2 separate regions of the Homo sapiens genome follow, and region 1 is linked to region 2. The links are chromatin loops, found by intact Hi-C in ENCODE. Cell type or tissue: ascending aorta. All regions are shown on one strand. Each heading gives the region's core, and the rest is flanking DNA. Links, peaks and the distances in the headings are about the cores only.

Region 1 (15,233 bases), core at 2,637-10,636, 470 kb before region 2:
GTATGTGAGTGTGTGTGTGTTTGTGCATGTATGGTTGGGGATTCTATATTAGACAGTTGGTCAGGGAAGCCCTTTCCATAAGTTGCATTTAAGCAGAGACCTGGATTACATGAGGAAGTGTGAGTATTTTGGGAGAGCTTCCTAGCTACAGCAGATAGAGCAGGACTGACATGTTTGAGGCATGGTGAGAAAACCAGTTGGAGTTTGACTGGATAAGGGAGCGAGTCCAGGGCATGCAATTTGAGAGGTAGAAGGTCTCTGATTATGTTGGGTCTTATAGGCCAAGAAAACAACTTAATTTTGTCCTAAGTGAGATAGGAAATGTGATAGATGAAATAATGGTCCCCATTTAGGTCCCCATATCCTAATCCCCAAAACCTGTGAATATGTTATACGGCAAAAGGGACTTTGAAGATGTGATTGAGTTAAGGATCTTGAAACGTCCTTAGGCATAGGGTGATCCCTATGTCGTGGGAAATTTCCTTATAAGGGAGAGGTGGGAGAGTCAGAGTGAGGGAGAAGATAGGACAACAGAAGCGGAGGTTGGAGTGATATGGGGCCATGAGCCAAAGAATGCAGGCAGCCTCCAGAAGGTGGGAAAGGAAAGGAACTGATCCCCCAACTGGAGCTCCCAGGAAGGAGCCAGACCTCCTGATACCTTGGTTTTAGCTCAGAAGATGCATGTCAAACTTCTGACCTCCAGAGCTGTAAAATAATCAGCTTTTGTTGATTTAAGCCACTAAATCTGTGACTTTTTTTTTTTTTACAAGAGGAAGTCACTGGAAAGTTTTGAAGATAATTATGATAGAGACCGACTCACATTAAAAAAACACACACATAACTGGGTGACTATGGGGAGAATAAGAAGAGGAAGACCAAGTAGAAGAGTTTGTAAAAGCCCATTGAAGAGTTAATGGTGCTTGGCTGGAGTGGTGATGGTGGAGAAAAGTGAATGAACTCTACATGTGTTTTGAAAATAGACTCCATAGGACTCAGTATGTAAGACATTAGTTATCAGGGCTCAGAGGGGCATGGATGACTCCAGACTCTTGACTTAATCGCCTTAAAGGATAAAAATGTCATTTACTGAAAGTAGGGAAGTTTGGAAGAAAATCATATTTGGAGATGTGGTGTTTGTATGTGGGTGGAGAGAGTGGATTAAGAATTCCATTTGGATATAGTATGTTTGAAATGTCTATAAGTGATCAAAATGGAGATGTCAAGTATCCTGTTGTTTTTTGTGAATTTGGAGCTCAGGGGTGTGTTCTGGCTGGAGGTCGAACTATAAGCGAGCCATGGAAATTGATGAAATCACCTAGGAAAGGTATGTGGATTGGGGAGAGCACAGGCTGGAGAGGGGAAGTGGCAGCATTCCACGTAGATCTTCCCAACATTAACAATACTCCTTGTTTGGAACCCAGGCTAGAGAAGAGTTCTAGAATATTGGTGTGAAGAATAAACAACTAAGGAGATTTCAGAGTTACCCACTTCCCTCTGCAATGTAGAATATGACTGGACCCAAGGTGATATTCCCTAGCACATATTCATAATAGAAATATATGATGTTTTGTAAAATAGATCATAAATAAAACCACATATTTGAGCAAGGCAGCAATCATATTAACCCGTGTACTGTGATAACCTTTGTCTAAATATACCCATGAAACTGCTTTAATATGGTTCATCAGATAAATAATGATTGCAAGAAAAGGGTTAATACTTGGGGGAAGCAGAAGGAAGTGTACTATGTGGAGGGCAAGATGGCTTCCCAGATTGATTCATGTGCTCTTGTTGACTGTTTCCATGTCATAAATCTCCAATGAAGAGCCTTGCTGTTTCCAAATTGAGGGCGGGGAAACCCCAAACAAGAATACAATGGCTCACCAGGGAAGGCATTAACCAACCTAAATGCTGCTTTCCTTCCCTGAAGAAATCTCCTCCATCTGTGCTAGAGTCGTTATCTCTGCCTTCCTTGGAAAGGAGAAAATTTGCACTCTCAAAAACAGGATTTGTGTGGCCAACCTGACTTTGGAGATATAAAATAAAATGATAAACTTTCCAAATGAAGAACAGAATTAGCTCTGAGTTCTGACTTTGCTTGTCCGGCAAATGAAGACAGAGCCATATGCAAAACTGCCTGCTGGAAGGAAAACAAGTTCCTTGGTACCTGACCCACAGAACTGATCTGACAATAGAGAAGAGCTCATGTTCAAAGACACGGTCCAACCTTAGGGCTTTTAAGAAACTCACGATCATTGCCTTGATTATGTAAGTTGTCTTCTATTACAAAATGACCATGCTGCTATATTCTCGCCATATGCAGAATGTATCAGTTAGCCTTTTCCACCGTAATGCTGTATAACAAGCCATCCCCAAACTCAGCAGAATATAACAATAAGTATTTCTTGCTTATACAGCTGTGAGGTAGCTGGTGTTGGATCAGTGGCTCTGTTCTACACATTTTCATTACTGGGGCCACGGTGAAGGGGCAGCATTTATCTAGGGCAGAGGGAAGGCCTTCTTATGGTGGAGGTTGGAAGCCCTTACAGGGGTGAGTGGAATTACACAATGTTTCTCAGGACCTAGGATCAGAAGTGGTGTACTGTCACTTATATCCAGATTCCAATGGCCCAAGCAAGTTACATGGTCAAGTCTAATATTGCGTGACAGGGAAGTGCACTGCTCCCATAAAGTTTAGGGAAAGAGAGTGAATATTTATTAAATAATAAGCTAATCTGTATGGGGAGTAACATTAAATTTCTGTTTTTTAGATGTGCAAATTGAAACACATTGAGATCAATGCCATGTCTGTATAATAGTTCACAGTTGAAACTCAGAGAAAACATACTATATTAACAATGAAATTGTTATTCACAAGGCTATCTGTTGCATGTCCATGTACTTGGTCATCAAATATAGCTATTCTCATGAAAGAGCCAGAATGACTCTCCTATCATTCAGTGAATGCCTGGATGTCAGTGACCACATAGTGACCTGTTGAAAGTTGATTAAAATGACCATCAGATAATTGGATGATAGCTTGTGACTGGATTACATGACACAGTTTTGAATCTTTTCTCTTTCCAAAAATCAGTGAACTGTTCATTAAAACCCAAGCCTTGTTCTTGGGAGACCATACCATGACCATCTTCTGGCTTCAAGCTGTGACAATGTGGCAAACATAATCTGTTGTTCAAGGATTGACTCACATTTTCCCAGCTACCAAGATGACTGAGAGTCCAGTGTCAGTATAATCTCAGTGAGTCTGGTTTGGTCAGCTTGCCCAAAATAATGTGGACTTGCAATGGTTTGAATGTCCCCTCCAAAATTCACGTTGAAACTTAATTACCATTGTAACAGTATTAAGAGGTTGGGATTTTAAGAGGTGATTAGCTCTTGAGGGTTCTGCCCTCACCAGTGGATTAATGCTCTTACCTTGGAGTGGCTTAGTTATCACAGGAGTGATACAAGTTCCTCCCGTATCTTGTCTTGCATACTTGCGTCGGCCCTTCTGCCATGATATGACCCTCACCAGATGCCACTGCAATGCTCTTGAACTTCCCAGCACCCAGAACCATGAGCCAAATAAACTTCTATTATTTGCAAATTATGCAGTCTGTGGTCTTCTTTTATAGCAATGGAAAACCAACTAAGACTGGGCATGTGTCACCTCATGGACTCAAATGAAAGAATATGGTCTCTTGTATCAACTAGTTTCTTAAAGCTTGGTTTTCGGCACTGGGTCCCTCTTTTTCTTTTCATCCTCAAGAAAAACAGAGGTCAGCTTCTCTCACTTCTCTTTGATGTCATGTCTGTAATTGCTACTCTTTCAGGAGAGGACATGTCCCACATTTGTCCTGCCATGTGCATGGGCTCAGAATCCGAAGGGAGGTCAAAAAAGGAAAGGATCAACTAGGGGCCACATGACTCTGATAAATTTTAAGATATGGAGGCTCAGTAGTGCCTGCCCACACCGAATCCCTTACTAACCTGGATGACAAGGCTCCAGCAGTGGGCCTGGCCTCTTGAGAAGTGATACTCTAATTGTACATTTCTGTTCATCAAATGTGTCCATCAAACTCACTTCCTTTTTCTCCAAATGCTCCCTAAGATATTTCCCAGCCTCCCCTGCAGCTCAATGAGGTCATGTGACTGAGTTCTGACCAATGGAATGAGGGCTGATGGGATTCGCTCCATTCCCAGGCCTGGCTGATGCATACCTCCCACACTCTCTCCTCAACACTCTCTCCCTTTCTACCAGCTCATTGTCCTAACGAGCAGGGTGGGGCTGGGGCCATGGGTTAAAGATGAGCCAAGCTGCCTACCAACCGGGAACACCTGGTCGGTTACACGAGTAAAAAATAACTTATATTTTGTTAAGCCACTGGAATTTGGGGGTTGGTTTGTTCGAGCAGTTAGTGCTATGCTGATTAAAAGCACTTAATTATTTTTTTAGTCTCATAATAAAACTCTCTCACCTTCCCATGCCTCCAGGGCCTTTGCTTGGACATGGTGATGATTTGAGGACCCAAATATGTCTTTCTCGTCTTTAAGGCTGACCAGAGTATCCTTATGAGTGAGCCCTATATTCTGTCCATGATAAGGCTGATGACAGCTAATAGTTATCAAAGACTTATTATGTCCTGCACGCTTTATGCATGTGGATTATACCTTGTGAACCTCAAAAATCCAGTGATGTTTATTTTGTCTTTTTCACTGTTTAGGAAATTTGGGTTCAGAGTAGCCAAGTAATATGGCCAAAATCATACAGCTAGAAAACTAGGGAAGTCAGGAATGAAGCCCAGGTTACCGGACTCTGGAGTTTGTGTGCTAACGACTGTGCTGGGTTCCTGTTGATGGTTAGTCCTACCTGTGGCAGAACTTTCTCCAGGCAGCCTCTCATGGGTATCTCTGGAAACCAGTGCCTACTCTCTTGCCATCCAGAGTGACTGAGCTCTCCATGCACAGCCTATCCCTAGCCCATCCCTGATTCTGACAAAGTCTGAGCAGAAGGACACTGTCTGGGCTCCAGGCAGCTACACCATTCATCTTCACGCTGCCTCTGTTTGGAGACAGGCTTTCACAAGCCAGCCTTTTCATTTAAAAACCTCAGCCTGCCCTTTTGCTCACCCACACTGGGAGGCCATGTCCACAGGAGCATTTCTCCCATTCAGCCTAGTGACGGTGAGACTGATTACCCATTGCCCCGCTTTCTAGATTGCTGAAGCCAGGAGCAGCAGGAAAAACCACCTTCAAGGCTACTGCATCAAAGCAATGGACTTTGCGGAACAACGATGAATGGGCCAGAGGGGGGCCTGTGCGTACTCTCACAGCATAATAAGGTGCCTGCTGGCAGACTCCCTCCAAGAGAGTCAGAGACACTCCCTTGCTACAGTCAGGCCTCCTCTTTTTCCTTCTGGCCAAGGCTGAGCTCTTGTCCCTATCAGTCAACCTTGATGTCAATTTCCAGGAAACAGTCAGAGGCAGCTCAGAGAACCAGTGAGGCACTGGGAGGTGACTTGGGGTGAGTACGTGGGGATTGGTAGTGGGTGTGGAGCTGAGCTTGGAGCCCTGGGCAGTCCCGAGCAGCCACAGCCTGAGCCTAGAGCTGACCCTGCGATGTGGGCAGTGTGTGGAACAGCGGTCAGAAGCGCAACCACTTGCTTGGAATGTTTGCTCCCTCACTTCCTAATTGCAAGACTATGAATTCATTTCCTAATTTCTACACGACTCAGTTTCCTTATGTGTATAATGGGGCCTTTAGAAATAAAACTACTCCCCAAGGATGTGACAGGCAGAGAAGGTGCTTTGCAGAACAGCAGCTTTTATGATGCCCTTCCAGGCCTTACCTCCTAAGCAAGCCTTGTTTGGTTCACAATGTTTTTCAAGAAAATGTGAGGGCTCTGGAGGAAAATAATAGAGAACCCTGTTGATATCCCCTGTGGGGTCATACTTTAAGGCTTCAGAAGGGAGAGGCCAGATTGATCCTTTGAGCTTCTCTACCTTATTTCTCTCAGTGAGAGAAGGGCAAGGGAAGGGCAAAAAAGTAAGGTTGCTGTGTTTTTCCCAGTGAAGTGGGCTGTCACCTGGCCCCTTGGACCTCAATCCTGGTTTGCCTTTGCTTCCTATCTGCAGGTGGCACCTCCTGTCTAAGATGGGAAAGGCAGGAGAGTGGGTTGCTGGAGAAGGAGGTGGCAAAGAGAGAAGACTGAACACCAAGACAGTGAGGAGACCCTCAGGACCGCTCGGATGCTGAGAAGGTTGGAGGGCCAGAGCATGCAGGGGAGCCAGCAGACCCCGCCTCTGCTGTGAGGAGTCTCTCTTTCATTGTGTGGCACTGAGAAAGCCCTGGACCATGTGGTCTAATCCCATGGCGAGTGTGTATTTTTCAAAGTCTAGTACGGTGGCAATTCCAGTCTCTCTTCATGTTCTTAAGCAACTGAGGGGGGTTGTCTTGATTTGGTTTCCCCAGAAGCCAACCCCGAGACTAGGATTTGAGTGCAAAGAATTTGTTTGGGAAATAATCCCAGGAAGCTCCAGTAGGGAAGTAGGAGAGTGATGCAGATGTGGTAGGCTAAAAAATGGCACCAAAAGACGTCTCTGTCCTAATCTCTGCAACCTATGAGTGTTACATTTTATTGCAAAATCTTTGCAGATATAATAACATTAGGCTCTTAGGTTGGGGAGATGATCTGGATTATCTGGGAGAGCCCTAAATACAATCACATTTACCCTTCTAAGAAGGAGGAAAAGGGAGATGAGACACAGGAGAAAAGAAGGGCATGTGACGGGAGAGGCAGAGATTGCAGTGGTGTAGAAGCAAATCAAGAAATCCCCACAGCTGCCAGAGCTGGCAGGATTCTCCTCTCCAGCCTCCAGAGGGAGCACAGCCCTGCTGACATCCTGATCTCAGACTTCTGGCCACCAGTACTGCAAAGGAATACATTTCTGTTGCTTAAAGCCATCACATTTACGAGGATTTGTTACAGCAGCCACAGGAAATTAATACGACAGGGAAGGTAAGGAAGTTATCGAGGGTGTGTTAATAAACCAGCTACTTCTGTGGGCAACTGAGGGGCTCCTGGAGCCCTAAGTACTGCACTTCTGGTGGTCTCACCTGCAGGGCAAGAAAACTGGAGTTTGCCTGCACCGTATGTTTCAGTCAATGTTTGATGGCTACTTTTGGGGGCATCAAGTCTCTGGCTCCTCTGGCCTGCTCTGTGCACCCAAGGAATGAGCTCTCTGTGCCTGAGAATGCCATCAGGCAGAATATCTATTGCAGTTTTCTGCAGTAAGAAGCTGCCAGCATGCTCTGAATTGGTGTTAAGGGGTAGCTTCTGTTCTGAGGGTCCATGGTCAATTTGACGGTCTTTTCTTCTGGTGTCTGGATCTCTCACATGGCCTGTGGTCTCACACTCCTCCTAGCCCTGTCTCACCCAGGGCAGCCCTGTTCAATCATCTTTGGCACCTGAAAGCTCTGTCTGAGTTGGGGAAGGAGAAAGTTGGTGAATCCCTACAGATGATTAATTTTGTTTCTATTACAATTATAGTAAAAAAGCAAAAGGAGAAAGGGATTTCCACAGGATTGTGGAATTGAATTTCTTTCCCAAATCTGCCCCTCCAGTATATGGAGAGAAACATCATCTAGGTGTTCCAGTGGCCCACCATTTCCCCCTGCCATTGTGTCTCTTCAGCACATTTCTCTGGATTTCAAGTCTGTTTGGGCAGTGCACTGAGGACCCCAGGAATATTAACTACCTATGTAGGGTATTTTACAGTTTCCCCTCAGTTTTGGGACCAGTGTTTTAGTTACTTCTGGTGATGAGAGAGTGAGGATGGTATTGTTAGATGTGTTTGAACCATAGCAACTCCATCTTGAATAGGGACTAGGTAAAATAAGGCTGACACCTGCTGAGCTGCATTCCCAGTAAGTTAAGGGATTCTTAGTCACAGGATGACATAGGAGGTTGGTACAAGATACAGGTTATAGAGACATTGCTGATAAACAGGATGCAGTAAAGAAAGTGGCTAAAACCCACCAAAACCAAGATGGCAACGAGAGTGACCTCTGGTTGTCTTCACTGCTACACTCCCACCAGCGCCATGACAGTTTACGAATGCCATGGCAACATCAGGAAGTTACCGTATATAGTCTAAAATGGGGAGGCTTGAATAATCCACCCTTTGTTTAGCATACCATCAAGAAAGAACCATAAAAATGGACAACCAGCAGCCCTCGGGGCTTCTCTGCGTATGGAGTAGCCGTTCTTTTATTCCTTAACTTTCCTAATAAACTTGCTTTCACTTTACTGTATGGACTCACCTCGAATTCTTTCTTGAATGAGATTCAAGAACCCTCTCTTGGGGGTCTAGATTGGGACCCATTTCTGGTACCAGTATTATAAAAATATTAATCACTAACCATTACTAAACATTAGTCATTATTAATCAAATCTGTTTTACAGCAGGGAGAACAGAAGTTGATTGCCTTACTACTCAAAGTATGGTCCGTGGACCAGAAACATCAGCCTCACCTAGGAGCTTGTTAGGAATTCAGAATCTCAGGCCCCACTCTGGACCTGCTAAAGTAAAACCTGCATTTCACCCTGATTTCCAGGCTGTTCATTACACTTGGGGAAGCACTGACTTACTCATCCTAACTGAAACTCTGTTGAGACCTGGGTCTTCTTTGCAGACATGAAGAGAGGGAGTGGAATGAGCAGAAGTAGGCACCTTAGCATCAGAGGTCCTCTTCTATGGGTGCCCTGGGGACTGAGGACTCCTCCATCTTCCTACTGCTGCTTCCTCTGTGTTGTTAGAAGAGTCCTTTATACTGCTGGACCTGGTGAGTACTCTGCGATTGTGTGTTGAGATGTGAGAAGTTACCACTCCGTGTCATGGGAGCGGGAAGGACAAAACCACTTCACACCTTACTGGGGGATTATGAATTCAGGGCCACATTCAGGTGGTTGCTTCCTCTGGCAACCTCTCCTTAGCCCTCTTCCCCCTGGACCGGGCCTCTGGGGGTGAGGCGGCCGTGCTTCTGTCTGCCCAGTTCTGAAACCCTTTCTACCCTTTTAGGCCCCTCACCTGGGTTGAGTCTGTCATATTCTGCTCCCTAAAGCTACCAAGGTTCCAACTTATCCCACGTCTTTCCATAAGCTCTTTTGAATTTTCTCGCTCCTGTAACATCTCGGACAAGAGGCGCGTTGTTACGCTAAAGCCAGCTTCTCCCATGAGCCTTTCTTACACAAATAAAATAGATGTTTGCCTTTGTTCCTTCCACTTCACTTTTTTACACTCCCGGGCACAGGCTTTTAACAGAGTTTATTATAAATGGAAAAGAAAGCCGCTAGGGGCTATAAAGGGTGCCCCTGCATTCTTCCAATTCCAGCTCCTGCCCTTCCCTGCTGCCTGTGTTTTCAATAATGAGTGTCACAGGGGGATGGGGAGATGAATGAGGACTGATAAGAGCAAACCATTATCTCCCTCAGCTCTTGGGAGCAGGCGAGGGGTGCCACCACCTGAGCTTCTGCACCAAGACAGGCAAAGCACTTTCTCTGTGGTCCTCCTGTCTCCTCCGCCTCCCCATGAAGGAGTTTCTTTGGGGGGAAGAGCAGCAGACTCCAGTCCCAGGACCTGGGTTCCTTGTTTGGCCTTTGCCACCAACATACTGTGAGGCAGTGATCATGTGACTGAAGCTTTCTGGGCCTCAGTTTCCTTCTGGGTAGAGAAGCTTGTTCTTCCTGCTTCACAAGGTTGCATGAGTCCATGTGTTAAGATATTCTTCCTTGGATAAAGAAAGAAATACATAGTTCCCACTGTCTTCCTGAAAGTGCCTGCCATTGGTTGTGATTCTGTCCTGTGGGGCTCCAGAGGACAAGGCTAAGCTGCCTTACACCAATGATGGTGAGATAATAGATGTGCAAGCACTTGGTAAACTGTAAAGTGCTGTGCCTGTGTGCAGCATTGTCGTTGCTGTGACCCATGAGTCTGATGGTCCACCGTGGGGTACTGAGAAAAAAAAGAGGGTGAAACTAGGAAGCTTCCATAGGCCAGGGGAGAGGCTATGGGGAAGGGAATTTCAAGTGGGATAAAAGCTGGGTAAGAAGGGAAGGGAGGATGCAATGATTAAAAAGAAAGGGTCAGTGCATTGGACATGATAATGGGCATCCTTCATATATTTTGTTTTATTTTATTTTATTTTATTTTGGAGACAGTGTCTTGCTCTGTTGTTACCCAGGCTGGAGTGCAGTGGCATGATCTCGGCTCACTTCCACCTCCACCTCCCGGGTTCAAGAGATTATCCTGCCTCAGCCTCCTGAGTAGCTGGGATTACAGGTGCATACCACCACACCCAGCTAATTTTTTTGTATTTTTAGTAGAGATGAGGTTTTGCCATGTTGGCCAGGCTGGTCTCAAACTCCTGGGCTGAAGTGATCCACTCACCTCGGCCTCCCAAAGTGCTGAGATTACAGATGTGAGCCACTGTGCCCAGACCTTCATATGTTTTAAGTTTGGATTTCACCCCTTCTTCCTTACCTCTGAACTTAGGGTTGTCCAAGTCCCTCTTGATATGATAAAAGATTTAAGCTCAAGGTTCCAGTCGCCTTAACTATTTCAGTCATCACTAAGATGATCACCTTCTTTGAAAAACACACTTTGTACCTGTTGATATCGTCTCGAGTTGCACTGGCCATTTCTTTTTGCCAGCTGTGTTTTATATTGGGCTGGCGGAGCTTACAGTCAACTCATGCATCTTTTCTCTTATGAGCTGGTACCAATTTGGCTCTCACTATTTTTCCATTTTGTATTTAAGATAAGGGAAGAAATTTTCTGTAATTAATATTTTTTAATAATGTAAAATGTCAGTGGCTTAAACAGGCATGATGAGGCTCCAGCCAGGTGGACAATCCCATATGGGTTTCCAGGAACTTAAGCGGGGATTGGTGAAGTGGTGACCGGAAGCAGAGAGGGGAGGGAAGGGCCAGAGGGCTAGTGTGGGAGGACCAGCCTCCCTAATGGCCCCCAGTGAACCTGGCCCCCTACTGTTCATGCCCTTGTGTAGTCTGCTCATGAAGTAACTCAGAGAGACTATCAAGTATGGCCATGATTACAGCTTGTTAATCTCTCAGGCTTTCATAAAAGGCATGGCAGCTTCTACCTTGGCCTCTTGGGTCTCTTAGTTTGAGGGCATCCGGTGACCATGACCTGGGGAACCTCAAGCAGCTTTCTGGAGAGGCCCAGGTGAAGGAGAACTGGGGTCTCCTGTAGACAGCCAGCACCAATTTGCCAGCCATGTGGGCAGCTACTCTGAAAGATCCTCCTAAGACAAACATTCAAGTGGCTGCCATCCTGGCCAAGTCCTTGCCGCTGATAGACACCCCCCAGTCAGGAATGCCCAGCTAAGCCACTCCTGAATTCCTGACCCATTGAAACTCTAAATGATAGTAAACGTTTATTGTTGTTTTAAGCTACCAAGTTTTGGGGTAGCGATAGATAACTAACATAGTGGGTACAAGCTCTGTGCCGGGGAGAGCTGAGGGTCAAGTTAGAGAAGTCAGTTTTTGCTTTTGCTCCATGGAGTAAAAGTTTTTGCAGGAAAAAAAGCCTTTTTATTTTATTTTTCTAAGAAAACGTTGTAGTTTATGAGAACTGCTTCTCAGGAAGGAGGGAAGTGTTGACCACTCAGGGGTCTGGAGCTACTGCACCCCTTAACATATCAAGTCACAGGCTTAAGAATCCATGAATACAACAGAAAGTCCCAGTGAACATGGCCTGTGGTTGTCAGGGGATGAAGGGGTCTTGTGACATTCGGAAGAGAAAGATGAAGTATTGTGATGTGCAGTGGGGGAGAGGAAGGTGGTCCTTGCCATAAATTAGCAAACTTCATTCAGACTTTTAGAAAAGCATACAGAAAACATATCTTTGAAAGAAGTTGCAATATTTGTTCAGTAAAACGTATAGGATCTCCAAATGCGTTGTAGTGTTTGTCCAAGGAAGTAAAGCACTGAAGATCTATAAAGCAGTCATGGTGTGGTTTCAGCAGAGTAAAATACTCTGACTCTCTCATTAATTGAGATTTTTGAGTTTTGGGATACGTGAGATGAAGTTCAACTGACCGTGGATTATCATCAGCAGGAGGCCAGAAATGAAAGCCAGACCATAAGGATCAGGAGCAGGGCAGAGCCGGAGTGGCCAGGGCCAGGGCTCAGAGCCAAGTGAGGATGCTTGACAGTTGCTGCAAACATGGCTGCTCAGATATTTTTAGAGGGACTGTTAAGAGTCTATGACTGGGATAAGCAACTCCCTGCTCCAGTCTGGGATTCTCTGGTCCTATTCTCAGAAACTTGGGCAGTAACAGGGCTCTGGTAGTGCTTGCCTACTCCTGGGATATATAAAAAATCTATTGACTGAGTCAAGTTGAGGCCACAGATATCAGGATGCAAGGGATTCTGGTTCTCGCAGTGAGGGCTCCACACCTTCTGTACATAGGCAATCTAGTGTGGGATTTCCAGTTTTCCTGGGAGAAGGCAGGTTTTTCTGTTTTTTTTTTTTTTTTCCCTGTCCTAGTACATGTGCCTGAGTCGTCCAAACGATACGGGATGACTGGATGAAAGGTGCCCAGCTAGGCCAGGCGTGGTGGCTCACGCCTGTAATCCTAGCACTTTGGGAGGCTGAGGCAGGCGGATCACTTGAGGTCAGGAATTCAAGACCAGCCTGGCCAACATGGTGAAACCCTGTCTCTACAAAAAAAAAAAAAAAAAAAAAAATTAGCTGGGCATGATGGAGCATGCCTGTAATCCCAGCTACTCGGGAGGCTGAGGTGGGAGAATCGCTTGAACCCAGGGGTAGGGTGCAGAGGTTGCAGTGAACCGAGATTGTGCCATTGCACTCCAGCCTGGGTGACAAAGAGATACTCCATCTCAAAAACAAAAACAAACAAACAAACAAAAAACAAAAAGAAAAGAAAGGTCCCCATCTAAGCTGATGACAATTAGAAGTACTATTATTTTCAAGACGTTAAGTCAGCTTACCTTTCCAGTAACCTAGGTCTCTTAATAGTGTTTTCCTTTTTCTGATTGAAAATAAAATGCAACCAATTGAAAAAATAAATAACGTTAGAGAATTGTGAAAAGGCAATAATGTCTTCATCCAGGCACTCAAAAATATGGGTCATTTTTATGATTCTCATGGGCACATGAAATACATACATGAAGGGTATGGCCTAAACAAGACTGATTTGGTTGCAAGAACCAAAATCTGATTTGAAACAAACCAGCAAGCAAAAGCCAAACAAATAACCCCCCCCAAAAAACAAAAGAAGGAAGAAAGAAAAGGGTGAAAGAAAGAAAGAAAGAAAAGAAAAAAAGAAAAAAAAAGAAAAGGAAAAGAAAAGAAAAGAAAAAAGAAAAAAGAAAAGGAAAGAAAGAAAGAAAAGAAAGAAATTTATTGGATTTTGCTTTGGATGTTTGGCTTAGCTGCCATCTTCCATTCTCCGTATTTCTTGGTTCAGATTCTCAAGAGAGAGAATTGGATTGGCCAAGAGCAGTTCAGGATCCTTCCAAGGCAGGCAGGCTAGGACAGAGTGGTGGCAGGGCCTTCTCCTCTGGGTTGGAAGGGTCATTATTAGATGGGAGGTTCATGTACTAGGCAGACACTCCAAAATGTCTACTACAAACCTCCACACTGGTGGGGAGCACTGGCCAGCTTATAACCACACACACTTCGGTGGGCTATAAGAAATCCAAAGCTTTAAGGTTGTCTGATTTAGCAAAAAAGAAAGTTATTATAAGTATTTAATAGTTGTGACATATTTAATACCAGGAAATTGTTTGTTGTTTATCTGAAATTCAAATTCAACTGCACATCCTTTATTGTATCTGGCAACTTGACCCAAGGGTGAGGGTTATCCTTCTTCGTTGGAGCTGTCATGGAAAAAGAACTGGGAAAATTTTAACTCTGAGTCTCAAACTAAGTTTTTCATGCCCAAGGGCTGCTTGTATTCATGTCCTGTTTGTTTTCTGTGATCTGTTTTCATTTTCAAGAGAAGCAACCTGGTTTGATGAGAAAACAGAGACCCCGACACTGAGGTCTGAATCTGCCACTTGTGGACTGCATGATGCTGAGCAAGCCAGTGAGGTACCTCTGTCTTCTCATCTGGAAACCAGGCATCGCCATGCCTATTTCAGAAGGGTCCTGTGAGCTCCATCCCTGTTGTTCCAAATGGTAACACTTCCTTTGTTCTTCAGGCTGAATAGTATTCCATCCCATATATATATATATATATACACACACACACACACACACACACATACATATATATACACACATATACATATATACACATATGCATATATACATATACACACTTATGCATACATACATACATACTCTACATACATGGATGTATATACATCTTCTTTATCATTTCATTCATTAATGAAGCACTTAGATTGTTTCCATTCTTTGGCTATTCTGAAAAATGGCGCAATGAACGTAACAACACAGATAAGTCTTTGAGATACTGAATTTAATTTCTTTGGAAAAATATCCAAAAGTGCTCAGTGAAACAAGCGAGACAGAGAGAGGCAAATACTGTATGATCTTCCTTCTATGTGGAATGTACAATAGTCAAACTCATAGAAGCAGAGAGTAGAAGGGTGGTTGCCAGGGGGTGATGGAGGGAGAGGGATACAGGGAAATGTTGCTCAAGGAGCACAGAGTTTCAGCTATGCCGGATAAATAAGTTTTGGAGATCTAATGTACAGCGTGGTGACTGTAGCTAACAATAGTGTTTCACACTTGAAATCTGCTAGGAGCAGAGAGCTCAAATGTGTTGTTCTTAGCACACACATACACACACAATGTAACCATGAGAGCTGATGGGTATGTTAATTGTTGTAATCATGGTGATTATTTCACAATGAATACATACATCAAATCATCAAGTTATGTAACTTGAAGATGTACAATTAAAAAAATTATTTAAATATTGTTGTGAGGAAGAATACCTAGGGGGATACCAGCCATGCGGCAGGTTCTCAACTAATACATGTGTTCCTTCTCCTTGCTTACTCATCATACAAACAGAAACACCAGTATCTATTATCATTATTGAGTAGCTATGATCATGTATATGCCAGCTGTGGGATCGTGTGCTGTTCAAGCACTGTCTCATTGGATTCTGGCAACAATCAAGTGAGAGAGCTACTATATCCCTCTCTAATTTA
Region 2 (15,233 bases), core at 4,385-12,384:
GTGAATTCCCAGCATCATGGTTTATGCTAATCCTCTTTCCAAAATAGTTTCCTGGTGACCTTCTCCCTGTGCCAACCCCGGAATACAATGGGATGAGTAACTGGCAGGTCCAGATACAGAAAATGAGTGAGCAATGCCTTTCCCAGCTAAAAATTCTTCCAGCTCACCCATGGTGTGCTAGGGAAGATGTTCTCCTATGTCCTGAATGACCAGCAGCAGAGGATTCAGGGCACCCAATGCAAAATTGTCACCAAATGACTGTGACACTGAAGTGGCTCATGCTGCTCTTTGCACTGCATTAAGTGAAACCAGACGCCTCCAGTTAAACTCCAGTGAGCTAAAAAGTATAGTGATAAATATATGAAATGAGTAGAAAGAACAAAAATAAAGAAGCCTCACCCCAGATACGGCACTTATGAAGAATCTGTGTCTCAGTCTCCCAGCAAAATTGAAACGTAATTCAACTTCAGATGGTCAATGCCTGCCTTAATGCCCCATGCTAATGTCAGCCCTGAGATGTCACAATAGTCCAGGAGATGCTTACCTGAAGGAGAGGCCCTCTAGAGAGGCTGTGAGAACTGTGATTTGGAGCTCGAAACTGAGATAGTGAGCTGGGCAGGGTGACAATTTATGGAGAATGGGAAAAGGAAGAGGGAAGTATTTTAGCAAAACGGATGCTATCAGGATGGCTGAGGCTTTAGAACCAGATGGAGTGCTGTGGCCTCTCTTGGATGGATGCTGTTTCTGAGCTTTGCATCTGGAAAGACAGAGCCTGCTCTAGGAATAATGATGTCAAAGATCTTTCTCATTTTACTGTCTGGTTAAATATCACCTCTTCAGAGAAGCCTTCCCTTATCAACTTACTTAAATTGAGTACCCCCTGTCAGTTTTCTATCACAGTACCTCACTTGTGTGTGTTTTCCATTCATAGCATTTGTTACACTTTCACATTTTTAAAAGCGTTGTTTCTTTTTTTGTTTTTTGTCCATCTCCAGTTCCTATCAGTGCCCTACCATGTCCTTAACATTTAGCTTAGTGCCTGACACGTAGTGCTTCAGTAAGAAGTATCAATGTGGTAAGTGAATTTCTAATCGAATAGCAGTTACATCATAAATAGTCAATGATTCTTGTGATGTCTCATGGTCCCAGGGATCATGAGATACAGAGTGACAGAGGATGGAAGTTCAGTTTTCTTCTCTATGTAACAGGAAGCAAGGAAGTGATCGTCAGAATAACTGCAAGATGACCCTGCTGGCTGCTGTGTGACAGGGGATTAGAACAGTCATAAAAGCAGGTAGAGAGGTGTTTCAGTTAGCTATGGCTGTGTAACAAACTACTCCAAACTTAGAGACTTGAAATAATCATTCTATGTGGTCATGTTTCTGTGGGTCAAGAATTCCAGCAGGATTCAGCTGGTTGTCAACTGGGTCTTTCACATAGCTTTTTTCACCTGGTAACTTAGCTAGGCTGGAAAATCCAAGAAAGCTTCACTCATACACCTGGCACCTTGGTGATTCTTTGCATGCACCTTGGTGATTCTATGTGCTGTTTTGTCTCCCTCATAGCTAATCAGATGTCTTATGTGGTGGTTGGCATTTTTTTTTTTTTTTTTTGAGTCAGAGTATTGCTCTATTACCCAGGCTGGAGTTCAGGGTGCGATCTCGGCTCACTGCAACCTCTGACTTCCAGGTTCAAGTGAGTCTCCTGCATCAGCCTCCCTAATAGCTGAGACTACAGGCACGTGCCAGCACGTCTGGCTAATTTTTGTATTTTTAGTAGAGACAGGGTTTCACCATGTTGGCCAGGCTGGCCTTGAACTCTTGAACTCAGGTGATCCACCCACCTCAGCCTCCCAAAGTGCTGGAATTACAGGTGTGAGCTATCACGCCCAGCCTGGTGGTTGGCTTTTAAAGGGAGCAGGTCAACCATATGAAAACAGAAGCTATGGCTCTCTTGAGGCCCAGCCCCAGAAGTTACACACCATCAGTTCCCCTGTGTTCTGTTCGTCAAAGCAGCCCAAGATTATCTCAAAATCAAGAGGAAGGGAAATAGATTCAGCTCTTCATGAAGATTGGCAAGGAATGTGCAGCCATTTTCAAACCACCCCGCAGAGAGAATGGTTAGGACATTGTTATGATAAACCCAGCCTAAGGTTATAGCAATAGAGATGGACAGAGATGATTTAGCTGAAGATATAGCTGTAGTTAGCATGACCAGACTTGCCAATGGTTGTAATAGGGTGTCTGGATTAGGGAGATGTTGTTTATCTCTACTAGTTTCCTGTTAATTACTCTATGAACAAATTAGCACAAACTTTGTGGCTTAAAACAACACAAATTTATTCTGTTTTAGTTTTGGAGGCCAAAAGTTCAAAATGAGTTTCACAAGGCCAAAATCAAGGTGTCAGCAGAACTGGTTCCTTCTGGAGGCTCCAAGGAGCATTTGTTCCTTGTCTCTTCAGTCTCTGGAGGCAGTCGTGACCCCTTCTTACAACTTCAAAGGCAATTGTGTAACATTTTTGCAGGGAGAGTCCTGGGAACAGTGAGACAAGTTGGGGAGAGGCAAGTGGAAGGGACAGAATCAAGATTGAAGCAGGCTAAGTATGAAAAATTTGTAAGATGTCCAAGCGGAGATGCCAGAAAAAGTCAGATGAGTGTATGAGTCTCACATTTCAGAGCTAAAAATATACACTCTGGATTTATCAATATAAAGTTAGATGAGGGCCAGGTGCGGTGGCTCATGCCTGTAATCCCAGCACTTTGGGAGGCCGAGGTGGGCAGACCATGAGGTCAGGAGCTCAAGAACAGTCTGGCCCACATGATGAAACCCCATCTGTATCAAAAATACAAAAATTAGCTGGGTGTGGTGGCATGCACCTGTGATCCCAGCTATTCAAGAGGCTGAGATAGGAAAATCGCTTGAACCCGGGAGGTGGAGGTCGCAGTGAGCTGAGATGGTGCCATTGCACTCCAGCCTGGGTGACAAAGTGAGACTGTCTCAAAAAAAAGAAAGTTATATGAGTATTGTTGAAGTCATTTAGGAACAGATTTTTTAGCAACATCATCCAGTAGAAATGTAATGTGAGCCAGAAATGTAAATGTAAATGTTCTGCTAGCCATATTTAAAAAGTAAAAAGAAAAAGGAAAATTAATATTAGCAATATCTTCTTTAACCTGATTATTATATAATGATCATTCCATCATTTAAGCAACATAAAAAGCAATGAGATATTTTAGATAACTTTTTCCATACTAAGTTTTAGAAATCCAGTATGTTAGCTCACTTTCCAATTCAGACTAGCCAATTTCTTTTTGATGGAGAAAATGTATTTAATTAAAAGAATTATTCTTACTATTATTTTTGATTGGCAAGTCATAATTGTATGCATTTATGAGGTACAATATTATGTTTTGATACATGTATAAAATGGTATAATTAAATCAAGCTAATTAACATGTCCATCACCTCAGTTACCTATCCTTTTTTTGCTGAGACATTTGAAATTGACTCTCTTAGTTATTTTGAAATATATAATACATTATTATTGACTGTAGTCATCATGCTGTGCAATAGTCTCAAAACCTCTTTCTCTTGTCTATCTGAAACTTTGCACTCTTAGCTAAAAAAAATCTCCCCAGTCCCTCCCCTGCACCCCCAGCCCCAGGTAATCACCATCCTACTGCTTCTAGGAGTTTAGCTTTATTTGATTTCCCATACAAGTGAGATCATGTGGTATTTGTCTTCTGTGCCTTAGCCATATTTGTATTATCCACTGGCCACCTTTGTCTCCTGGTGATATACTGGACAGCACAGCTTTAGAAAGAAGAGATTCTAGAAGTTATCCCTGAGGAATCCCAGCATTTAATGGTCGGATATAGAAAAAGCTTGAAGGTAGAAGAAAAACCAGGACAGTGTAGTATTGCACAGGTAGGAAAAGCCTTAAGAAGTGAGTTGATCAGCTATGTTGAATGCTGGTACAAAGATGGGTAAGATGGGATGGAGAAGTTTCTACAAAACTGCTGCTAATTCAAAGAAACAGATATAGACCACTTCCAGGCTGGGCGTGGTGGCTCGTGCCTGTAATCCCAACACTTTGGAAGGCCAAGGTGGACAGATCACTTGAGATCAGGAGTTCAAAACCAGCCTGGCCAACATGCTGAAACCCCGTCTCTACTAAAAATATGAAAATTAGCCAGGTGTGGTGGTGCACGCCTGTAATTCCAGCTAGTCGGGAGGCTAAGGCAAGAGAATCAGTTAAGCCCAGGGGGCAGAGGTTGCAGTGAGCCAAGATCGTGCCACTGCATTCTAGCCTGGGTGACAGAACGAGATTTGTCTCAAAAAAAAACAAAAAAACAAAAAAACAAAAAAAAAAAAACAAGACTACTTTTAGGTTCTCGCTCTTTGGATGTGTTGCTGTTTCCTGCACTCTCTTCCTACTGTCTTTGGGTGGTAGATGGAAGGGTGCCACAGGACACACAGCTGGGGAAACTTCCTCTTGCAAAGCCTCTACTAAACCATGCCACACCACTGTATAATAACTGGAAAATGGCTTTGGGACTTAAAAGCAACTTCATCCAAGAAGAATTGCAGTTTGGATGCAGTCCAGGTATAAAACAACCACCTTCACTCCTGTGTGTTACTGTAAAGCTTGCCTTCTGTAAAATGTCTTAAGCATAAGAGCTGTAAAGGAAAATACTCATGGATTATATTGTGATTTGAAATCAGGATGTAATACGATAGTGACAGCTTAAAGATTCTTCTAAAACTAGATATGAAATTTGAATGTGGCACCTGTCTATAATTTGTAAAGCACTTTGGCTTTTTCTCAGCTACATGGTGATGATGAGTTCTTCTCAACAAGTGACTAAGCTCTAGGGGAATCAGTTTCTCAATTTGCATGAGATACGGGAGCTTCCTAAGACATGAGACTTTCAGTTTTAAAACCAGGATAGTCTTGAGAGAGCTGCCCTTGTTTTTCGGAGACATGCAGGCTTCCCAAGATGTGAGACTTTCAGTGCTAATCCCAGGAAAAGTCCTAAACAAAAGGCAACGAGTTGGTTGCCCAACCAAGCTGGGAGGCCTTCTGACCGAGGACCTCCTGAAGTCATCAACCCAAAGAGAAGAACTGCCTCTTAGGGCTGACTGATGCTTACAAAAGGGATTATAAAGCCTGAATACCAATTTCTTAATTTGCAAAGAGAAATGATGTGACAAGGACCAGGAAACTCAAAGTCCATATGGTCAGCATTTTCTGTCTCTGTATAAAGCCAATCTATTAATTTAAAGAACAGAATGATTATCACATGCATTGAAATACACAAAGTCCAAACGATCAGCAAATTCTCGCCCGGTGTGAAGTCAGTCTTTTAATTTACAAAGAAAAATTACTGTCACAGAGACTGGAATGCTCAAAGTCCACATGGTCAGCACATTTTCTGCTTCTACTCTACCCTTCATGGAAGACCAATTCATAATCAGAAGGCTGCTTAGTGAGCATGAAGTGTTGGTTAGAGTGAGTGCTTAAAGGCACTGGACTAAGAAAGCCTAACTTTACCAAGGGGTTCAGACTGTCTTTGTCACCAAATGCTGAAGTCTTTGCTTCAGCAATTTTTCCTGCCTCTAGGATGAGTACTGCAAAGTTGCCTCCAGGAGGCATCTTATTTTCCAAGCTGCCATGGATGACTGACCGTTTTAAGCGTCCTTCATTCTTCAGATGTGCTAATACCATCAATTAGGTAGTAGAGTTTCACTTCCCTAGGAGCCATTTTGTCTTTGCTACATTTATCTTTGCTCTTATTCCAAAGAGCAGCCTTCATTCTCTTCCTATCAAATCTTTCAGCAGCAGAAGGCAACTGACTGTATCTCTGAGTAATGTTGATAAGTATTGTGTTGTGGAGGCTCTGCATAGTACAGTGGTTAACGGCACGGGCTGAGAACTGAGGAATACCTACTGTCTACTTGTCTACTACCATGCAGAACTATAGTAAGTCACTATATCCCTTTGAGCCATAGTTTCCAGTTCTATAAAATGGGAACCATCCATAGTTGGTTGTATCAAGGACTCAATGACAGCAAACAAGTAAAAGAACCCATATAGTGTTTGAGACATGATTGTGCTCAAGAAATGATAGGAAACAAACGTACAAACGACAAGCATTTTTTGCTGCAGTTTGGAAGTATTAATGTTTTACAACCTCCACAAACTAAGGTTCATGATCGAAGAACCTCACTGAATATTTAACTTTAGGGATAAAATGCACAACCTATAATAATTTTAGTGCAATTGATTTATTATAGTCAAGGGAAACATGACTGAATAACAAAAGTAGGTTAGGAAAATACTGAAACAGAATAGGATGAAGAAAAGCATTTTAATGAAAAAGGAAAAGCAGAGAGCAGAGTAGTAATCTCTCTTGGTTCCTCTCCTTCCGTCAGCCTGCTGTTCCTGCCCCTCTCTTCTTCTCTCTGGCCTCTAGATACCGGAATGTCTCAGGCCTCCCATCCCCTCTATCCTCCATTTCGCCACCTGCTCTGGCCAAAAAGTTTGAAGGAGGACCTATGAAAAATATCCCTGGCCTGGGCTTAAGAAGCCTTCACCCTCATTCTCAACTCTGAGGCTACCAGAGCATGATCAGTTCATCATCTCAGTCAATCCTCCCAGCTCCTCTATTAGATCCATATGACTGCCACTTTGTGAAAGATACAAGGAGGACTTGGCAAAACAAGGGCCCCACCTGAAATGGATAGCTGAGAGCATTACCACAGTCGGATCTGCTGGGTTGAATTGTACACAGCAGATGCCAACTTCCAATGAAATTAGAATCATATTTCTATACATTTTCTTAAGTGCCAGACATCATTCTAATCATTTTATAGGCATTATCTCACTTAGTGTCTAAAAAACCCTAAGGTTTTGCCATATAACTTTCATCCCCACTTTATTATCTATCTAGAATAACTGAGGCTTATGGAGGAAAACTGACTGACTCATTGCTGCTTGGCTATTAAGTGGAACTTCCCAAGACTCTGTAACTTTGGAGACTAGTCACATATGAAATATGCTACCCTCTCACTTGTGTGATGACGTTCAGGGTTTGGCGAATGTTGAGCAAGCCAATAAGGTAAGGCTGTATGCGGTACAATTCTCACACTCGTTGCTCTTTTTGTTGTAACCAGCCTCTTTAAACACTATGGCCTGACCCTCTGAACCAGCCACCTGACCATTCTTCTGACTTCCCAATAAGCCTTTGCCATCACCAAACATACTGGCCTCCATGGTCTTCATCTTTAATGCCATTAATTAAAAAAATATGCCCCACAGCTCTGCAAGAAGAATTCAGCAGGCAGTTGGCATAAAAAGGTTGGGAATGGTTTACATCTTTGAGCTTCAGTATTTTAAGTCTGCAAGTTCATGGAGTGCAAGGGCTGTGGACACCCTGCTTGCCAATTTTTCTGCCTTAACCGTTCCCTGCCCCCTTGTTGTTCAATTTCTGGCCAATGTCTAAATTTTCCAAAAGGAAGTATGGTCTTTTGCATTATGACACATGATTGCCACCCACTGGTTAAGAATGTTTTCACTATGAAGGTTTAGAAGGTTTGCTGTTGAGGCAAAAGTTACCCATTTCCCATGCCCCCAGTTCAGTTGTCTGGATATCCCAGAACAAGAAGCATTAACTGCTTCAATTTAAGTCAGATTCTCAAAATCCCAAAGGCATGTCTTTCACTTATCCCATAAAACATCTAATTAAATTATTTCATTTAATTGTACATCTTGAATTATTTGTTTGCATCTTGAATTATTTTTGTCAATGCGCATTTTCCAATAAAGGAGTAATCAGTGGTCTCAATGTCATTCAGATGAGGCCACCCTTATTTATCAGAGTTCTAACACCAATCAGTATTCATCCACAGGGCTCTTTAGTGGAACTGTGGCACTCTTTAGTGGAAATGTGAGTTTCAGATTTCTGATTAATAAAAATAATTTGTAAATATGATCACATAATTTTTGCAATACCGTTTTCTTTTCTAAGAATCACCTATAGAAACACCTACTACGTGCCAGGCATTGTTTTATGTGAACATTTCATGTATGTAACAGCCCCCCCTAAGGTAGAAATTGTTATTGTCATTCTTATTTTGAAGATGAAAAGCTGAGGCATGAAGAGGGTAAGTCACCATCCAAAGTCACCTATCTAAAAAATGCAAAGCCAAGATTCAAACTCAGGAAATGTGTTACTAGAATCTTATCTACTATGCCATGCTGCCTCTCAGAAAGACTATCACTGCTTCCTCCAGCCTCATCCTCTTGTCTTTTCCTGGGCTGGGGCCATCCTCACCCTGATTGGCTCTCCCCAAAGGCTCACTCTGACACCCATTCCAGTGCTAACCCTGTTCAGAGTGGACAGGAACTGGTCCATGCATCTCCTTAGATTTAACACGATAGGCTCTGTCTCTCACAAGGGCAGGCAGCAAGCAATTGTCTTTTAGAGGAAAACAAACCATTTGAACTAAATGTTGATTCTTGCTCTCTCTAGAAATGCAGACAGAAATCGGCAATCAGTGTAGTTGATGGATACCAGAAAAAGAAATAAAAGTAAGGAAATGAAGAAAAATTGGGCCAATGGCACTTTAAAAATTTCCCAAAATTTTGAGGACAACTTCCCTTTTTTTCAAGGCACTTGATGCTTCTCTAGATAGAAAAATTGTTTTCACCTAAAATATCACACTAGCTGTTCTGAAATCCTCTTGCTTCTTGGCATGCTTATTAAGAAATTCTGCTCTTGCAGCAACAAATCTCAGCTTTCTTTGCTTCTAGAGAACTTTAAAATCATTAACTATCCTTTAAAAACTCACTCTTGGAAATACATGTGGTCTCTTTCCCTATAACTAAATATTTGATACAAGCCACTATCAACTTGATACTGACAGTTTAAGGGTGTTGGGTACGATGACCTTTGAGGTGCCTTCTGGCCATAAGTACCAAGGAATTCATAAAGTTGGATTAAATGATAACAAAAATTGGAACTTTCCCTTTATCTTCTTTTCTTCTTAAAGAATAAGTTAAGATACATTGATTTCATTTCACAACTTGCACGGAAATGAGTGTTTTACTGTTGATGTTTTTATGATCTGTAGTTTCCATTCTTTTTAATAGCCTTGGTGCAGTATTAAAAAAACTATCTTGGTGATAAAAGTTATTTTAGAAGTAAAAGTTGCTTTAGAAAAGCAAACATGACTAATATAATCCAAGTTTTCTCAGGAAGGAAAGCGCTAGTGTGACTGGACAATGCTGAGACGCCCAAGAAGATGATTGACCTTCAATTACATTGAAGGGAATGACTGAACTATTTATCTGTGAGGGATTGTAAATCAGGAGCCAAGGGAAAGCCTTGGAAATTCAAATGTAAAAACCTAGTTCAGCAAAGGAGTTGTCTTAAGCAATAGTATATAAATCAGGCAGGGTTAGGTTATACTACAGTAATAAACAGCCCCCCCCCCCCCAAATATCAATGACCTAAACAACAGGAGTTTATTTATTGCTCATGATATACAACCAATTTAAGTTAGGAGGGGAGTTATGCTTCACGCAGTCATGCCACATGAGGTCATGATAGCACCGTCTTAACATGATGCACCTGAGTTCTCCTGGCAAAGGAAAAGAACATTCCAGATTCTGCATTCACAACTGAAGGCTCTCCTAGGCATGAGACACCATGCCTCTTACTGTGATTTATTGATCATAATAATGTATAGCCTCATTTAATTGCAAAGGGATCAGGAAAGTGTCATTCTGAACATTCTCAGAAAAGCAGAGACCTGATTATACATGAGTGTTAGAAGCCTCTACAACACAGCAATTGTGGACTGAATGCTTCATTCAGGCAATAAGCAAAAGCCTCCTTCAGCAGCGTATTATTTAATCCTCACATAACCCTGCAAGGTGTGGGCTTTCATGATCCCCCTTTCTCGGATAAGGAGACTGGGAATCAAGGAGGTTAAATAGTCTGCCCAGAGATGCTCCCCTTCCTATTAAGAGCCCAGTTGTAAACCTGTGCTCCTGACTACCATGTAGCTCTTCCCTGAGAGCTCCTCCAAGCCTTGGTTAAAGGGCCAGACCCTTTGCTCTCTGAGCAGGAGGAGAGCAACGTCTGCCCTCACTGACCCATTAATAGACACCTGTCAGTGAGGAAGGGAGGCTTGTTCACTTCAGGGAGCTGTGGTCGCTTCCCCTGTGCCACTGGAAAACTAATAATTCATGAAGTTGGCTTTCAGGTACGAGCAAGCTGGACTGAATAGTTGTTTCAAGTCATAAACATAGAAAAGTAAGTTGATAGGAGAAGACTATGTGGAGAAAATTTAACCATGTTAAATATTTGAATAAACATTTAAAAATACATAGCATATATAGGTGCATATATAATAAATTTGAGACAGTAGGCATGACAGAGTTCTGAAATAGTTTATAAGTATGTGAGTTGTAAATATCCCATTTATATTATGCATAGATTATAAGTAAAATACACAGAATTGATTCTATGCTCCATCATCTATGTGGTCATCTAATCATCCATCTCTCTAAACTAACGTCAAAGAGACATATAATTTAAAGCACATATGCAATTCTAAATTTTCTTGGATAAGCTTTTAAAAACTAAAAATAAATATATAAAATTAATTTAATAGTATATTTTATTTAACCCAGTGCATGCAAATATGATTATTTCAACATTTAGTCAAGTCGAAAATTGTTCCATCTTTTTGGTACTTAGTTTCTGAAATTGTGCATGTATTTTACCCTTAAAGCTAATCTCAATTTGGGTGCTAAACCTTCAGTGGAAATCCTTGCTCTGTATTCAGTTTATAAAAGATGCGGTTAAAGAAACCAAACTCACTTGTCCAAGGTGTTCCAAAGATACTTCAAAGTTTGCAATCGTTTAGTTAATCTGTTGACAATGGTTAGATTGCTGTTGTGTTTATATATAATGCTAGAAATAATGCATATGTTGGGCATGTACATTACAATATGATCCTGTCTTCCAGACCATAAACACAATTAGTTTTTCCTGGAGGATTCTAACTCACCATTGGGTACCTCTTATATGGAAAATCATTAGAAATGCCTGTCCTCTCTGCAACCAGCTGGGAAGAATTTTCTGTCAAAAGCTAGAGATGTTTGTGTGTTTTTGTCAATGGGATCACAAACTTGAAGTCAGAACAGTTGGATTCTGGATATGAGTCTTCTTTTACCAGCTGTGTGATCTTAGGTGTTCTGGGTCCCATTTGGGAAATGAGGGGTTTAATTGCCTCCAAGCTTGATCTGTGCATGGAGCAATGTCGTTATGAGAATTCCCCACATTTTGCTCCCTTTTGGACCTCCCTAAAATTCCCCTAAGAACACCCCTCACTAGTAGAAATGTAGAATCCCAGACCTTACCCCAGATCTACTGAATCAGAGTCTGTATTTTTAACAAGATCCCCTACATTGGAGGAAAGTTGTAGAAAGACTGCCCTGGAGGATTTCTAACATTTCTGTGGGCTCTCATATTCCTTTTAAATATACATTAGAATGAAATGCAGATATTTTAAGATGATGTGGCCTTTCAGAGAGTAGTTGCATTTACTAGGATGTGAAAGAAACACTTTTCAAATGGTAACGATGTGAAGGTGTCCTAAGTGCTTGTGTTGAGTCCAGCACTGTGCTGGTAGCTCACGAACTCCTCGTGACAACCTGGAACCCCATGAACCCCATTTTACAGGTAAGGAAGCACAACCTGAGAGACATGAAATTATCCAGGCAGGCTTGCGTGGCTAGTGATTGTGAAGCTTGGATTTGAGTACAGGTCGTCTGGTTCCAGAGCTTGCACGAAATCACTGTGCTAGTAAGAAACAGAGTTCGAGGTTGAACCCGGGTGACTCAGCATCAAGGAATGGGCTCTCTCTTTGGGGTGTGTGTCTGTGTGTGTGTGTGTGTGTGTGTGTGTGTGTGTGAGAGAGAGAGAGAGAGAGAGAGCTTTCTTAATTACCACACCATACTACCTCCATTTTATATTAAACAGAATATTGGAATCTTGACCTTTTTCTGTATTTAATTAGATGCTGCTGTTTAATAACCTATCACAAAAGTTAGGCAGGCATTCACACACATGGCGATGAGAATTCCCCACATTTTGTTCCCTGTGAGCCCTCCCTAAAACTCTCCTGAGAATACAACAGCTGCATTTAAAGAAGCTGAATCCCCTATTGCAGATTTTATTCCTGTAAAAATATATTGAACTTGACGAAACAGAGAAAATGTGGCCTGCTTAGTCAGTTACCCTGACACTATAGCTCTTCACAAAAGTTTTAAGATATGATCATATATTTAATATAATATACTTAGTATAACATGATATATGTGCTATACTATAGCATAGTATGTATATGTAATATATATAATATACAGTACAGCATAGCAATTGTCTACCAGTGACAGATTTATTTTTAAGTTTTTTATTGACACATAATATTTTTACATATTTTTAGGATATATGTGGTATTTTGTTACATGTACAGAATGTGTAATGGTCAAGTCAGGGAATTTAGAATATCCATCATCACAATCATTTATCATTTCTATGTGTTGAGAACATTTCTAGTCCTCCCCTCTAGCTATTTTGAGATGTACAATACATTGGTGTGAGCTGTAGTCACCGTACTTTACTATTAACATTAAAACTTCTTCCTTCTGTCTACTGCCTGTTTGTACTTAACTAATTTCTCTTCACTTACCCTCCCAGACCGACAAACATCTGCATCCTTCCCAGCCTCTGGTAACCACCATTGCGCTCTTTTTCTCCATATTTTAGGTCCCATCTGTGAGTGAGCATGTGCGATATTTCTCTTTCTGTGTCTGGCATATTTCATTTGACATAACTATCTCCAGTTCCATTAAGGTTGCAGCAAATAATATGATTTCGTTCTTTTTTATAGCCAAATAGTATTTCATTGTGTAAATATACCACAATTTTTTAATCCGTTATCCATTTATCCACTGATGGGCACAAGGTCCGTTCCATATCTTTGCTATCGTAGATAGTGCTACAATAAACATTAGGGTGCATGTATCCCTTTGATAGACTGATTTTCTTTCCTTGGTATAAATACCAAGTAGTGGGATTGCTGGATCATACGGTAGTTCTATTTTTAGTGATTTTTTAAGAAATATCCATACTGTTTTCCATAATGGCTATACTAATTTACTTTTACACCAACAGTGTATGAGTTTCCTTTTCTCCACATCCTTGCTAGCATCTGTTATTTTTTGCAATGACTGATTTCTATGAACAGGAGTCTTTGGAGCCTTCCTTCATAGCCATCGTCTCACACAGTCCTCACTGGTGCTATTACCAGCTCCATTTGCAGAAAAGGAAGCTAAAGCCAAAGCTTAAGTGAGTTCCTGATAAATAGTCCATATTTTACCTCAGGTCTTCTGATTCCAGACATCACGTGGACTGTCTGAAAGACGCAAAATTAGACAAACAGCAAAAAAGAGACCCTGTTGGTGTCCAACACTTATAATGAGGCTCACTTCTGAGGACACGTGCAGCCTAAGCAAGGCAGCCACTGCCTCTCACCTTACAGCTTGCTGGGCTGATAATGGCCATAGGGGATCCTCAGCCAATGAGGGGTAAGATCTGTAGATAAACATCCTTGGGTCCAGCATCCTTGACCCTTAATGGACAATTCTGGGGGATGTTTCTCACTGTCTCTTAGAGAGTCCCCAGTAGGATTGAGCTCCAGTTGCCCACAGTGGAAGTCTTTCCATGAATGCACCCTTTATTGGCTTGTGTCCACACCCTGTCTTACTTCCCAACTCCCTCACTTGTGATTCCTGGCATAACCTCCCAAATAAAAGAGTTTCACCCCAGTTCTTGTCTCAGGGGACCACAAAGAGAGTGACTATGTGGCCCCGTGAAGATGAACTTGTGACAATGGCATGACCAAGGTTTACCACCTGAGCTCTCCCTGTTAGCGCTAGTTACATGTAGCATGTGAGCTGGGTTCTTCTTTCCCAGTCATTTTCCTGTCTTAACCTTGGGGTGAAGGACAATGTTCTTGACCTAGAATGGCCTAGGCAGAGTCTGATAAGATTGTTGTGGATGCAAAGGGAACAGGGTTGTGGTTGCTGAGCATTGCATCCAGTGCGTACCTTGTTCCCTTGCTGCACTCTCATCATGTTTGGATTCAGATGAACTTTGATGTTCTGTGTGAGGTGGACGTTAGCACTGTATCTGTACTGAGTTAGGCGAGGCGGTCCCGGCAAAGTAATTACAAGGAAATGCTGTATTTTAGATTGTTTGAGTTTTCCAATAGAGACATATCAATCTTGCTTGGGAATACTTTGACTTGTGCTTTGTGATCAGATTTCCCTGTGCTTCTGGTGAAGCTTATGGATTCATGAGTTAGCTCTGCAAATGGAGAGTTTGTGTTAGAAGTCAAATCAGTTAAAGCTCTTTGATACTGCACATATTCATGGGCAGAATTGCTGCAAAAATCCTCTAAACACATACGAGGAGCTACATTATACCTTTAAGTGGCAGGATCAGCTTCGTGACAAAAACCAAACCAGGAATGAGAGGGGAAAATAATCTAAATGTGTTAAGGGAAGTATGCAAAATGGCTGAAAGCTGACAAATGGCAGAGCCAGAACGTGAGTTCTGCTGATTCCAGACATCCTGCCTGATGAACATAAAATTGGAAGGAAAAAAAAGTAAATGAGCTATGATGAGACCAAGTGGCCCATATGGGTATCAAACTCAACAGGATGGCATGACCAGGCTTTTTTACTCAGGCACAAAGAGCTTTTGAGCATTGTTTGATAATATTCCAAAAAGAAAATGATAGAGCCAAATTTCCCAAATGTTCCATGTAAAACTAGGAAATGACTGAAGCATTCACCCTCATTTCTAAGTATTGTAAGTGTCTGGATCAGAATCCATTGCCATGGCTTATTCATTCAGAGCTTGTTGCTGGGGATTGGGATGCTTAGACTGGCAGGACTGGTGTCTCCTTGGCTAGACAAAGATCCTTGCATGGCATTAAGGGAGCCTGTCCTGACATTTCATAAAATCATTTCTGAACCGTGACGTTTCCAGTATTTTATTGTGAACATTTTCAAACATAAAGTTGAAAGAATTTTACACTAAACCACCATGTGCCCATAACCTCGATTCTACAGTTTACATTTGACATTT

Evidence for each region. Peaks named below come from ENCODE experiments on the same cell type or tissue, not always from the same donor. Only the 100,000 strongest peaks of a DNase experiment are listed, where the experiment ranks them.
Region 1: it touches region 2 in a loop (7-fold over the local background); 16 of 110 quality-filtered maps call a loop at or near these places.

The regions. Positions count from the first base shown.
Region 1 is chr16:82,597,104-82,612,336 of GRCh38, forward strand. No RefSeq gene overlaps it. Among named protein-coding and RNA genes, the nearest start is that of CDH13, 22 kb to the right of the region's middle. RefSeq lists enhancers at 1,605-2,139, 8,704-9,218, 9,219-9,733. In ascending aorta, for the core only: a CTCF peak has its summit at 6,863 (motif pointing right); a DNase peak (open chromatin) is centred at 6,878.
Region 2 is chr16:83,061,368-83,076,600 of GRCh38, forward strand. The region is part of intron 3 of CDH13 (cadherin 13); the gene reads left to right. Among named protein-coding and RNA genes, the nearest start is that of CDH13-AS1, 330 kb to the right of the region's middle. In ascending aorta, for the core only: a CTCF peak has its summit at 7,569 (motif pointing left); a DNase peak (open chromatin) is centred at 7,445; H3K27ac peaks cover 4,671 bases.